2 separate regions of the Mus musculus genome follow, and region 2 is linked to region 1. Evidence: chromatin loops called from intact Hi-C (ENCODE). Cell type or tissue: gastrocnemius. All regions are shown on one strand. Each heading gives the region's core, and the rest is flanking DNA. Links, peaks and the distances in the headings are about the cores only.

Region 1 (4,387 bases), core at 67-4,066:
AGATGTTGGGGGAACCAGCCAGGGAGGGAGAACAGCGAGGAAAGCACAGGGTCTGACAGGAGGTACAACCTGGAAAAATCCAAAAAATTCACCTGCATATGCACAGCTTCTTCCTATTTATTTTACAAGTGTATGTTTTATTTTTGTAGTATTGGGTTCCAGGGCCTGGTGCATCCTAGCCAGGGGCTCTACCACTGAGCCACGCCCCCAGCCCCTCACTGGGGGATTCAAGGCAGGGGCTCTACCACTGAGCCACGTCCCCAGCCCCTCACTGGGGGATTCTAGGCAGGGGCTCTACCCCCGAGCCACGCCCCCAGCCCCTCACTGGGGGATTCTAGGCAGGGGCTCTACCACTGAGCCACGCCCCCAGCCCCCTCACTGGGGGATTCTAGGCAGGGCTCTACCAGCTTTGTTTGGTTTTGAGATAGAATCTTACTTTGCAGCCCATGCTGGCCTGGAACTCAGAGCAATTCTCCTGCTTTGACCTCTGGAGTGCTATTACACTACACACCTCTGAATGTCTTAACAATTTATCACATCCAACATGTAAATTCACCATACCCATATCCACACAGAGTTGGGCACACAGCCGACATGCACATGCATGTGATACATATGCACATGTATGCTATAGGGTAGGTTCTCCAGAGCATGCAGGCTTAGAGCACTACACCCCGAATTGCAAGAGACAACTACACACACACACACGCACACACACACAGAGAGAGAGAGAGAGAGAGAGAGAGAGAGAGAGAGAGAGAGAGAGAGAGAGAGAAACATTCACATATACTTACACAGAGAGACAGAGACAGAGACAGACAGACAGTCAGTCAGTCAGTCAGAGCGCACCTAGCACCAAGTTGGAATTGAATGAATGAGGAAATGAAAGACATTTAGCACAATCAGACAACAGTCAATAAATACATTTGGGGGAGGGTAACCCTATTCTACCATGCAAACAGTCCCAACCAGAAACAAGAGTATAGGAGCCAGATTTCTGGGTCCTCCTGTTACGGAATCACAATGGGGCAGCAGGACCTTTGATCTCCAGGTAGAAGACGGTTCTTAGCAGTGGGGAGACTGGGGCGCCAAGAGGCAAAGGGCTCACTGGTATGAGGCAGAGGGTCCTGTGTTCTCCAGCCGACCTGGGCGCACTGGGCCATCTGGGTGGCTGTCACTCCTCTTTTGCTTCCGCAGGCTAACTTCTCTAAGCATCCTGAAGTGAATTCACCTGCTCCCAGCTGCCCACCGTGAACCCAGACGATGGGGTCTTTACCTCCTGCCAGGTTCGTCTCCAAACCTCCCTACACTCAGGGCTCGCATCTCTCCCCTGCTCTCCCTTGTCTGGCAGCTTGGTGAGATGTCCCACCCCTAACCCCAGGGTGGGTCTCAGACAACAGAAGCCTGGGGAAAAGCAGACAGGAAGAGGGTAGAGATGGGGAAGACCCAAGAGATAGAGGGAGTAGGGGAGGGGGGGTGAGGGGGAGAGAGTGACAGAGAGGAATAGAGGGAGGGGCAGAAGGAACTCTAAGGGGCAAAAAGGGACATTTAGAGGCAGAAAGAGGCTCAGGGCGGGACGGCACAGTCACCTACCCTCCGGGCCATGAGCCGGCGCCGCCTGTCCTGGGCTCGGGAGGTCACGGCCTGGAGCTCATCGCGGCAGGAGGTCCCCGAGGTCCCCGCCGGGTGCCAGGGTCTCCGAGTGGCCAAGACCCGCGGATCGCGGCCGAGGGTGGCGGCGGCTCCTCCGCTCACACGGGCCCGGCCTGTGTCACATCCGGAAGTTCACGCGGAGACGCTTAACCCGCTGTCTGCCGGAGCGGGGCCTCCTCCCGAGCGGCCCCTCTCCTGTCTTGTCCCTCCCCTCTCCTCTGAGTCCCCTCCTCCCTCTCCTTCTCTGCCTCCCCTTCTTCCCTCCGTGCTGTCCCCTCCCTCCTCCTCTCCTCTTCCTGGACTCCAGGTCTGCCTCCACCCACCTTGGCCTTTGTATGTCAGATTCGCGGGGTCTTGTGTCTGGAGCTTCCCGCGGTCCCCACCCTCCCTCTTGGTCCTCACTGCTTCTTGCTCTCTCCCTGCCTGGCCGCCAGGGGTCTGCAGTAGCTTTTTGCCCCTCCTCTCTGGTCACTCTTCTGTCTCTGTCTCTCCTGTCTAACCATGAGACGGGATTAAAGCAAACCAGGCACAGGAAAGAACCAAGCTTATATTTTCGTTTGTCTTCTTGCTCCGTTTCTGTCCCTTGTCTCCCCTGGGGGGACAAGGGGGCTGTCGGCCCGAGGCTCCAGTGTGTGTCTAGAAGTGGCAAAGTATTGAGCTGCTGTGCTTCCCTCAGGGATGTGTGTGCCTCTGTCCTTCTGAGCCCTGTGTTCAGGAAGGCCCTTAGCCTGGATGAAGCCCTCTCAGCTGCCCCTAGGGGAGCAGCCTGGGACCTCCGAGCCTTGCGGGGGTGGGAGGGTGGGGGTGGGGTGGGGTGTAAATCGTGGGTCTAGCCACTGAGGCGGTGCAGACAAAAGCTGTCAGTCAAACCCCAAGACAAGCTTTGGAGTGAAATTCCAGTGGCAAAAAGTAATTGTGCCGGGTGTGTGTGGTACTCAGGGAGACTGAGGCAGGAGGAGCATGAGTTGGATGCAAGCCTGCTTATACGGTAAGATTCTGTCTCCAAAAACCAGAGGAAAAGAGGAGGATGTGGGTTGGGGGAGGAAGAGGAAGGAAGGAAAGAAAGGGAACCTGAGAAAGGGACAGAGAAGGGAACAGAATCAGAGAGAGAGAGAGAGAGAGAGAGAGAGAGAGAGAGAGAGAGAGAGAGAGAGAGAGAGAGAGAGAGCGCAGAGAGTGGAGGCAGCTGAGAGCCTGCTCACTGACTCTCTCACTGTTGGTGGTGTGAGCCCCGCTGGGCTAGCTGGAGGTACATTTTATGACTCCCATAAACAGGCCTCGCACTCCTTCATCTTCTCTGCTGGAAATAAAACAAAAGCCAGGGCAGGGGTGACAGGTGGGGAGGGCCTGAGAGGCTATGGAGGAGGGAGGACCCTGCTTCTTCTCAGCTCCTCTTATTGTCCTGAGTGTGCCCCTCTTTCTCCTCACCCTGTTCTGTCACCTGGGACACCCACAGATCCTGATGGAGTCCAGACCTTTCTCTAACATGCCTTTCACTCTCTGCAACAAACCAGGGCTCTAGATTTCAGGGGGCCTTGCCTGACTGTGGGCTTATCACACTGAGTGGGGTCCCCCTTCAGGTTTCCCCACTTTGGCCCTTTGAGGCTGGCGGGGAGTGGGGTTAGCTACACACATGTACCCCAACATAGGTACTGTGAGGTAGAAGATTAATCGAAGTAACTTTCAATTAAATGTGTAAAGACCCTGCCAGCTCTTCCCTCCCTGACTACCCTCATTGGAGATTTGTGGAGGGGAACACAGCAGTCTAGGGTCACAGCATTGATTTGTGTCTTGGGGCAGTCACCTTTGTCCTCATGGGACTGGATTTTTGGGTAGGGGGATGGCAGGGTCTCATGTGACCCAGGGTAACAAACTCTCTATGCAGTAAAGGGTGACCTTGATGCATGATCTTCCTGCCTCCCGAGTGCTAGGATTCATTGCTGTGCCCGATTCAGAAGCTGAGCCTGAGCCAGGGAGCCACCTCACTCAGTCTAAGGTGGAAGGAGGGAAAGGGGTGGACAGAGAAGGGCATGAGGGCGTGGTGGTGACAGAAATAAGAGGATGTGTGTGCCCACAGAGAGCTGGCTGCTGTTACTCTGAACAAGAACAATCTAACAGTTCCCAGCAAGAAGCAGGGGCTAGGGCTCGTGGGCATAAATCTTTTTAATTAATGAAAGGGACTAGTGGGGGGAAGATGGAGAGTGTCTGGGTGAGAAATTGATAGGAGAGGCGGTGACTTCGGGAAGGAGGCTGGCAGAGCTCACACGCCCCAGTCTAACACATCTGCATATATTTGCACATGTGTGCCTGCACATGTACACACACACACACACACACACACACACACACACACACACACACACACACACACTCTGTGTATGTGCACAATCTCTGGCCTGTTCTCCCCTGAGCTCTAGCCAACTTGATATGGTTATTTCCCTAACATGATGCTGGGACCCTTTCTCTGGGACAGGAGGGGCTGTGGCAGCCAGAGGGGGCTTATTGACTAGTGTCCCCTCTGGGAGGGTGGTGTTTGGGCCACTCTACATGCATCTGGATGGAGCTGGGGAACTGTGCTGGGCTCTGCTTGTGTAGCTGCTTGGGACTGCTCCTGTGTGACCCCACTTAACCCAGGGAAGGGCCCCAGACTGCATCCAGCACCAGCCCTGGCTGAGAGCATGGAGGCCCCTAAGTCTTCCTAGCTCAGACTCTCCTACCTGGCCTCAAGCCATGG
Region 2 (4,387 bases), core at 66-4,065, 83 kb after region 1:
AGGAGGTTGAGGCAGGAGGACTGAGAGCCTGAGGCCAGCCTGGGCTACACACTGATGCCTTATATCAAGAAAGAAAGAGCCTCTGGATGGTGGTGGAGGGAACAGAAATGGAGAGCTGGAGGTGGGACCTAGTGGTAGAGAGATTGCTTACTATGAAAGAGGACGTGGGTTCCATTCCCAGCACCAAGCAGAGGAGGCAGCAGAAGGGAGGTAGGATGGGAGGAAACTTTGGCTGCCCAGGAAACTTTCCCAGGAAATTAATTGGCCAAGTGAGCACCTCACTCCAGAGTACACTTTCTCCACATGGATCTGAAACTGCTTATGTGCTGTCACAAACTAGAAGTCAACAAGCACATCCTCTGCTTAGGAAACAGCACCAAGTTAAAAGGAAATGGAAGCTGGTTTCTGCTTCTGAGAAAGATAGAAAGAACAACAGGAACGAATTCACCTTCTAGCCAAAAACGACCAAAGAAACAGTGCTGGGAAGGGTAGTGAGCTCTGAGAGCAGACTCTGTACATGATGCTCATAACCACTTTATTTTATAATTGCCCAGCCTGGAACCCCCTCAAATGCCCATCAACTACAAGTGATTAAATACAACTGTAGTACATCCATGCAGCACAGTATTATTTAGCAGCAGAAAGGGTGAACTATTAATAAATGCAACACAAATGAACCTCAAAGTAAGTATACTGAGTATAAGCAGCTAGATAAAGTGTGAAACAAATGCTGTTTGGCTGCCCTAGTGATACAAAAGTCCAGAAAGTACAGCTTTCTTACAGACCAGGGCTGACCAGGGACATGGAGGGTTAGGCACAGTGGCATGTGCGATAGGCTGTCAGGGAAGGAAGAAGTACTGGGGCATCACAGAGACGTGGCTATCTTGCCTGTGGTGACAATCCTATGGATTCATACATATGTAAAATATTTGTCCCAGTACCTTGATTATGTGTAGTTTTATGTCTTAAAAAACAAAACAAAACAGAAAAGAGTTGGGTGGTAGTGGCACATCCCTTTAATTCCAGCAAAGGCAGGTGGATCTTTGTGAGTTTGAAGCCAACGTGGTCTACATAGTGGGACAGTCAGAACTACATAGAGAGACTGTCTCAAACAAACAAACAAACAAACAAACAACACCAAAAAACAAACACCAACAACAAAAACAGAAGAGAGAATTAGGTTTTATGTTCATGTATTTTTCAGCACATGCACAGGAGTAAATCAGGACAGAGAAAGGCAGCAAGTGCTGAGCTGGAGTGAGCAGCACTTACTGATGAGAAGCAGTGCAGCAGCAGGGTAGCCTTCTAAGGTACTGAAGCGTAACAAGCCGCTTACAAGGTACTGAATGTGCTGCAGGCAGGTAGGGACAGTTGTGCCCTCGAGGCAGGGCTTGCTGCCCCAGCCCTCTGTCATCTTACCATCTTGTGTATCAGGTAAAAGTCCTTCTTGTGGGCACAGAATGCCTTCTTGAAGAGCCTCTTCTCCATGGGGGTCCAGATGTCTGAACCTGCCGGGGAGCAGCCAGGGCAAGGTAGGTTTTTCTCAAGGGACCACAGCCTGACTGACATTATGAACATTGATGATGTACTAATTTCAGTCTTCCCTGGTGTTACAAAGCTGGGGACTCACTATCCTCATGCTATAGATGTGAGCAACTGGCTGGGGCCTTAGTGGCCTAACAAAAGCAGGTGGGCTCAAGCTGCCTGACTTTGATGTGCTCAGCTTAAGTTCATATCCCCTGCTCTAGTCAGGAACACTGATCTTGCTGGAAGAATTCTGAGTGAATGATGGAACAGGGCTGGTGGGTTTAGTGAACTCAAGGCAGTGCCTGCTGAATCCCCCCTGGAAAGAACAGACCCCTTCAGAAAGACAAACAAAGGCTCTGGAAAGAAGGCCAAGGGGAAGAGGCAGAAGTGAAGTTTGCTATCAGCCCTGGCAGGAATCAGCCAGGTCCCCGCTATCATGCAGCCCTTTCTCTTGTCACCTGTGTATCGATAGTCAGCCAGTGGGTGAGTCCGGGGCTTCTGGGGTCCTCTGAGTAACAGAGTCTCCAGGGCAACCTGGAAGGACAGGAGATGTGGGCCAGTCACAAGGCATGGGAATCAGGGACTGTCTCCATTCTTCTTTCTTTCATTGAAAAACAAATGTCTCTATAGTCAACTTGTTCAAGGTGACCTACAGGTGTTTGGTCCTTATGCTGGTGGAAAATTTGTTGGCCCATGATGACTTCACTAAGCACCCCTTTGAATATCATATTTGCCTTCACAATATGACATTTTCATGAAGAATACTGTGTGTGGGTTTGGGAGGCACATTCTCCTACCCACCAGAGGCTGCTGCCTAGAAGAGTGCCATCTCAGTGGGCACTCCGTTTTATTCCCTCTTCTGCACTTCATCCTGGGCTGCCTTTTCCTTTCAGCTCAGCCGGGGATGGAGCCTGGACCTTACATATGAGCTATGCCACTGGCCTTTGACTTTTGAGACAGAACTTCATACTGTAACCCAGGCTGGTCTTAAACTTATTCCAAGTGCTGGAAGCACAGGTGTGAGCAACCACATCCCTCAGCAATATACTTTTAAAGCTTTTGACTCTCGAATTACAAGCCCTGTGAGGTATGGGCTACTCTAATCCCAGTGAGGACTAGACCTTTTTTAGGATCTGATATAAAACAAAAATGAGGATTTCCACCTAGTGGTGGTCACACCTTTAATCCCAGCACTTGGGAGATAGAGGCAGGTGGATCTCTTAGTTCAAAGCCAAACTGGGATACAGAGTAATTTCCAGGACAGGCAGGGACACTCTGAAAACAAAAACAAAACCAAACCTCCCAAAGATTTCCATTCAGAACGTCTAAAGACTCCGTAGATAAGACAATGGAGTATTAATAGCAAGAGCAGAGCCCTGCATGGTTGAGTCCCAGTGGTACTCAGTATACACATGTCAGACACTGTTCCAGTGGTACTCAGTATACACACGTCAGACACTGCCCCTCAGCTTGGCAGAAAGCATGGTCCAGGACTAAGTCTCAGGTCTTAAACACTGCTCCTCCTACACTGTCCCAGAACCCTTTCTCCCGGAGTAGTGGTTCTCAACCTTCTGAATGCTGTGATCTTTTAATACAGTTCCTTATGTTGTGGTGACCTCCAACCATAAAACTATTTTCAGTGTTATTTTGTAACTGTAGTTTTGCTGTTGTTATGAATCATAATATAAATATCTTTGTTTTTAATTGGTCTTTGGGTAACTCCAAAATGGTCATGGCCCACAGGTTGAGAACTGCAGTCCTAGAGGATCTATAATTGACAGACAAATCCTGTAACTGACCAGCCTTTACTCCCGTACTCTGCAGACTTAGATCTTCACCTTCCCTCAGCTGGGCCATCCAAGTCCCAGAAAGCCCAGCCTCAGGTGTACAGGGTGCCTAGGGTCTCACCTGAACACTGCCCTGGGCATCATGCAGGCAGTGCAGGGCAAGCTCCAGGTTGGTGCCCCCTCCTGGCATCACACTGGAGCATGCTACATTGCAGAGCTCCATCACTGTGGTCCCAGCAAAGCCGAAGAACATTAGGAAGAAGAAATGAAGTCAGGCACATGAGACAGTTAGCCTTCCCCATAGCACAGGGGCTTCTGGTCAATTCCCTTTCCCTTACATTCCCAAGGTGGAGGCAGTCTGAATAAGGGGAACAAAGAGGAACCATAGAAGCCCTGGCCTGGCACCTGCACTGGCAAGTAAGAGGTGGGGGAGGGCAATGCAACGAGGGAGAGATGCTGGGCCGAGGGTACATTTCCTGGGTTGGATAAGAAAGAAGGAGCCCTGGGATCTGACTCAAAGCCTCAGCCACCTCTGTCCTGGGTCTCTGGGTTGGTCATCACATCTCCCCATGGCTTCCAGACCAGAGAAGCTACATTCTCATCCACTCTGGCCAGCAGCCTCTCCTGCAGTTCTGGGATCTCCGCCTGAAATCTGCTTCCTACGTTGATATGTCTGAAACAAGGCCATACACAAACATTGAGATGCAAAGTTGCTTAAGCCAGGAGACCGTAGAGATGTACCATGCATTCTGCTCACAGCCACAGCCTGCTCAGAGCAGTTTGCTGCCATTTCTCAGACATGGTGGCTGCTTATTACCTTCATCACCCGACAGACACAGGCATTTCAGAACACTCTATGTGCTGACACTGACCACCTGTGTCCAGTCCCAACCCACAAATGCCCTTGCCTCCTGTACTATGCTTTCACCACTTCTGCCCAGAAACCCAGGTCCACAGTAGAGATTCTGTCCCACCCCATGCTCATCTGTGTTACAGAAATAACAGCAGAAACTCTTGACCTACTATTGGAGAAACCCAGAGCTTCTATATGGAATATCTCCGTCTGGTCTGCC

What was found. Hi-C counts contacts between places; a loop is a spot of excess contacts. Peaks named below come from ENCODE experiments on the same cell type or tissue, not always from the same donor. Only the 100,000 strongest peaks of a DNase experiment are listed, where the experiment ranks them.
Region 2: a loop joins it to region 1, with 2.5 times the contacts of the local background. A loop is called at or near these places in 1 of 42 quality-filtered maps.

The regions. Positions count from the first base shown.
Region 1 is chr7:16,172,774-16,177,160 of GRCm38, reverse strand. Meis3 (Meis homeobox 3) reads right to left here and starts at 1,766. Exons shown (of 13, transcript NM_008627.4): 1 at 1,594-1,766. The coding sequence starts at 1,605. In gastrocnemius, for the core only: a CTCF peak has its summit at 2,083 (motif pointing right); DNase peaks (open chromatin) are centred at 1,280, 1,809 and 2,003; H3K4me3 peaks cover 1,649 bases; H3K27ac peaks cover 1,441 bases.
Region 2 is chr7:16,089,960-16,094,346 of GRCm38, reverse strand. Zfp541 (zinc finger protein 541) reads right to left here. Exons shown (of 16, transcript NM_001099277.2): 10 at 3,845-3,987; 11 at 3,436-3,539; 12 at 1,986-2,061; 13 at 1,420-1,508. Among named protein-coding and RNA genes, the nearest start is that of Napa, 6.4 kb to the left of the region's middle. In gastrocnemius, for the core only: no CTCF peak of the experiment used is centred there; no DNase peak of the experiment used is centred there.